Regions from separate parts of the Homo sapiens genome. Here region 1 is linked to region 2. A link is a loop called in an ENCODE intact Hi-C map of the cell type or tissue named here. Cell type or tissue: endothelial cell of umbilical vein. All regions are shown on one strand.

Region 1 (2,500 bases), 270 kb before region 2:
AGTAAAAGTGCCTTCTCAGCTAACAAAAGTTAGTCTATCCCATATCCAGTTTTAATACTATCAGAAATAATTTAATTAAATATTGAGTTTAGAATTATAAATGATTCTTGTTTTAAAGCAAAACTACATGCAGTTAGCATCACCTAACCTTCTCAAAAAAAAAAAGCTGGGGGGTTGGGAGGGAGACAAGAACAAGTCTTACCTCAATAAAAGAATCAATGTGCAACATTAGAGCTTGAGTCCTACTGATGATAAACTGATTGACACATGCAACAGCGTGAGACCTAGAAACAAAGTTTAAAATTTAACATATGCTCATTGTAACTTTGTTCTATCTATAGAAAATTGGTAAAAACATTCCTCCATAAAAATATTATGATATGTCTATCAATATACCCACTAAAAAGAATACGTCAAACTTCTGTATCAACAAGGAAAGAATTTGAATGATATACTAAGTGCAAAACGCAAGCTGCAGAGCAATATGTATTTCTAAGCAACTGAAAAATGTTAGAAAGGACATGTGCAAATTTTTAATAGTGCATACCCATAAAGAGTGGAGGTTGGGGAGGGGCAAAATTTTTTTTTTTAGATGCCTACAGATTTAAAAATGATAGGTAAACATTCCTTTTGAAACTAAAAATGGAGAATAGTCCATGTGTTCTGGCATATGCAATTCAATTGCTCAGCAGTTCTTATTGACACCAACTTTAAAAATTTACTCTTAATCTAATCATTTCTCACTGCTTTCATTTCTCTCAACCAAGCCATGATCTCTGATCTCTTACCAGGGTTAATGAAATAGGCTGTACTTGGTTTCCTGACTTCCATTGTGCCAAACCCCACTACAGCCTGTTTGACACACACAGACCACACTATACTCTCATTCAGATTGCTGCAATAAAACTTAATCTACTTTTTCTACAAAAGGTCAAACAGTAAATATTTTAAGCTTTATGGGCCACATGAAGACCTTTGTTGTCATTTTTTTCCCTCTTAATTACAACCTCTTAAATTTAAAAATCATCCTTACCTTGCAGGTCATGGGCTAAATTTGGCTCCATGGGACATAGTTTGCTGACTACTTGCCTAGACATTCCTTTATACTGTGGCTCCTCCCTTACCCCCTAACTTCAATTCCCATTATGCTGCTACAACCCAAAGTTTCTTTCTTTTGTCACTCTAAAAGGCTGATTCCTAATTCCAGAGACTTCTCACTTGCTGTTCTGTCTTAAACATCCTTCACCATCTTTCATAGACTCACTTCCTTACTTTGTTCAGTCTTTGCACAAACGTTTCCTTTACAGACAGCCATTTACATAAAGTATCTCTGAATCACTGTCTATCCCTGATCTCATTATTTTTCCATTGTACTCATGACTGTATGAAATCATATTACTTATTCATTATCTGTCCTGTCTCCTCTTCTGAAATATAACCCCATGAAAACCTTTCTTTGTCTTAACCACTGTGCCAAAAACAGTTGATTTTTGGTTCTGCAGTTACAGCAAAGCACATAAACATTTACCAAGATAACATTAAGTGAAAAAAGCATACTATGGGGAGCTCAACCCCTTAAATGTTCAACACAGGGTAAGCTACCTATGCTTTAAAGTGTGTTTTTCTCATTCTATAAAACTACTACTGGCTGGGCGCAGTGACTCACGCCTGTAATCCTAGCACTTTGGGAGGCCGAGGCGGGCGGATCACTTGAGGTCAGGAGTTCTAGACCAGCCTGGCCAACATGGTGAAACCCTGCCTCTACTAAAAATACAAAAATTAGCCGGGCCTGGTGGTGCATGCCTGTAATCCCAGCTATTCGGGAGGCTGAGGCAGGAGGCAGGAGAATCGCTTGAACCCGGGCAGCGGAGGTTGCAGTGAGCCGAGATCGCGCCACTGTACTCTAGCCTGGGCGATGGAGAGAGACTCAGTCTCAAAAAAAACCAACTCTGTCTCAAAAACAACAGCAACCTACAATTCATTCATTTGTTGGGGGGATTAAACTACATGAGCTAATATATATGTTAAGTACTTGGCATAGTAAACAAATGGAAAAAAAATACAATAAAGTCTTTTAAAGGGCCTTTAAATCAAGAACAGAAATCTTTTAACTTGCATTTTTTTTGTGTGCATGTAAGGCAAAATTTAAAGGCAGAAATCTCTCCTATCCCCAACCTCCAGAGGCACCTACTACTAGCCTCCCCAAACCATTTTTAGAAACTTGGGAACAGTTAGGACTTACATTTTAAATTAAAAGAAACAGTGTGACGTGCTTTCTTTGGAAGTTTAATATAGTTTCTATACATCAGCAATGAAGGAAAAAACTAGAAAGTGTAACTTAAATGCTACCATTTACAATAGTATCATAAGACCAAGTAAGTGCCTGGGAATACATTTAATATGTAATATGTTCAAGGCCTCTAAAAAGAAAAGTAGAAAACTTCATTAAAAACAAGCAATTGGCTGGGCACGGTGGCTCACGCCTGTAATCCCAGCACTC
Region 2 (2,500 bases):
CAGGTGATCCACCCACCTTGGCCTCCCAAAGTGCTGGGATTACAGGCGTGAGCCACCGCGCCTACTCTCTCATTCTTAAAGTGTGAAGAAGAGTCCTCTGTGCTCGAGCCAGGACCTTCTCCGCCTCTCACGAAGGGTTTCTTCAGGGCTGAATCTGCACGTGTGCAACCCACTACAGGAATGTGTCTAGTGAAATTATTGGTTTTACTTGATTTTACAAAACAAATGAACGTTTTTTTCATCCAGCGATAATTTGGGGCAATGAAACAAAAATTTCCAAACTTGGGGGACACAGAAGGGATATAGCTAAGCCATAGCAGCTTGACATATGCTTGTTAAACCATCAGGATTTGAGAGCAAAATTAAACCATTCTCTGGACCCAATTCACAAGGCAGCCCTAAGTACTTAGAGACACATGGCTAACAGGAACTGGACACACTAAATTAGCTCCCAGATGCACAGTCTAAAATATAGGCATACAATTTGAATACCAATTGTCCCTTTGCCAAACCTAGCAATATTAAGCATTATTGGGAAGATGGTCTCATTGCAATTCATCCTGCTTTTGCAATCTTCGCAGCCAGCAGAGACTTGATATATCTATATCTTTCCTCCTCTCCAGGAAAAACGTCATTTGCAAAGCTAAGCCCGTTGGCAGGGGCCTCTGGGGTTGCTCTATTATGGGCTGTGGGACACAAATTAATTCTTTCATTTCTATTCTGGACACAATTGCATGCATATGAATTCCACAGGTGCATGCTTTTTTATTAAAAAAAATAACAAGGGAAGTGGAGTTAGACCTTGGAACAATTTGTTCCATAGAACTGAGTGAATCATCTCCTATAATGAGCAGCGTTGGCCAGAACTGCAGCAAACATTGAACATTCCCGTTTATCAATTATTCAGGGGCCTTCTGCCTACCAAGGACATTCATTAATATGTGAAAAGCTGATTGGCTCTTTGCTCGGTTACTCAGCGTCCATCGGAAGGATATGGACTCACTTGCCATTCTTACTGAACAATTGTGTGCATTTCCATTAAAGATAAGAGGCTTCATTAAGGAGAATTTTCCCCAGAATGTCTCTCCCCATAACTGAGGACCCAATGCCACGTGATGTGGAGTCCTTTTGTGAGGACCAGGAAGCGGACGGGGTTGTGCTGTGTAAGCCTGCATCCCAGGAGCAGTTCTTGTCCAGTCAACAAGTCTTTGACTGGAGAGAAGCACGGCTCTCAACAAACAAGTTTTTGTTGACTCTATGCCAAGTCCTTGCTACCCAAAGAGTTGTCTGTGGCATGCACGTGGATGCTTGTTAGAAATGCAGAATCTCGCCTCTATCCCAAACCTACTGAACCAAAGTCTGCATTTTAATCCAAGTTTGAGAAGTACTTTAGAAAGCAACAGGGTACTGAACGCTGGAGATATAAAGCATCCTGGCCTCTGCTTTCCCAGAGCTGCGATGAAGGTTGGGAATGTGTTAAAAGAAAACTCCTTCCACGAGGGGCATGCTATGGTAGCTGTTTGTACCACGTGTTAGGTAACAGAAGAGACAGTGGTTGCCTTCACTGGGGTGACAGGAACTCTGGAAGGTGATAGTTTTCCAGGTGAAGAAGGGACAGTAGGTTTCCCTGCTTTACTGCTATCTCCCTATGGCCTTCGGTCAGGCCTGAACTGTGATGAGAGTCTCTGCCCCTGCTCTTTGGGATTCCTCAAATATCCTCCCTTCATTGTTCCCTGAATTATCTAGATCAATACAAACCAATCCCTCCTCTGCTTAAAACTTTTAATTGCTTACAGGGGAAAGTGCAGACTCCTTAGCTGGCGCACAAGCCTTTTGCACCTGGCACACATAGAGCTTTCTAGGGCTATCTCCTGCCATTCTCTAGCCTGTCTCCTTCTGCTCTGGTTCTCCAGAACTGCCCATGAATTCCCTCACATGCCTTTCTGGTTTGGGCACCTGACCTTTTCAGCAGCTGTTCCTTCTGCCTGGACTGCTTTTCCTCCACGTTCACTTGGTGAACTTCTCTTCATCCTTCAAAGCTCTGCTCTAGCATTACATCCTCAGTGAGGCCTTTCATGAATGACTCCTAAAGAAAGTTAATCATCTCCGACTTTGGTCTATTTCGGCACTTTGCATATCTATTACTTTATAGATCAGGTTCTATTATTTGCTTAGTGGGCGGTTTATCTGCAATGGTGGTTGTAAGTCTATTTATTGAAGGCAGGAAATATGTTGATTTGAATCCTCAGAATGGCACATAGAAAGCTTTAAGTATTGCTTTTTGAATGAACTATAATTTGAAAAAAAATGGAAAGCATGAAGGTGCTGCACATGTTGAGAGATGTGCAGTTCTTTTGATCTGGTTTCAGCACAAAATGAGTGAGGGGATGCAGATAAACACTGCAAAGGTAGCTAAAGCCTAAGTTGGGAAGGGCCTTAAGTGCTCCACTAAAGAGTTTGAACTCTCAGAAATCACTAATGTTATTTACAGCAGGGGGAT

Evidence for each region. A loop is a pair of places that touch in the nucleus more often than their neighbours do. Peaks named below come from ENCODE experiments on the same cell type or tissue, not always from the same donor. Only the 100,000 strongest peaks of a DNase experiment are listed, where the experiment ranks them.
Region 1: it touches region 2 in a loop (8-fold over the local background); 1 of 110 quality-filtered maps calls a loop at or near these places.

The regions. Positions count from the first base shown.
Region 1 is chr5:72,870,423-72,872,922 of GRCh38, reverse strand. TNPO1 (transportin 1) reads right to left here. Exons shown (of 25, transcript NM_002270.4): 7 at 203-284. Among named protein-coding and RNA genes, the nearest start is that of MIR4804, 6.9 kb to the left of the region's middle. In endothelial cell of umbilical vein, no CTCF peak of the experiment used is centred here; a DNase peak (open chromatin) is centred at 1,372; H3K27ac peaks cover 2,401 bases.
Region 2 is chr5:72,602,931-72,605,430 of GRCh38, reverse strand. All of the region lies in intron 7 of TNPO1-DT (TNPO1 divergent transcript), which reads left to right. Among named protein-coding and RNA genes, the nearest start is that of ZNF366, 97 kb to the right of the region's middle. In endothelial cell of umbilical vein, no CTCF peak of the experiment used is centred here; a DNase peak (open chromatin) is centred at 1,020; H3K27ac peaks cover 2,500 bases.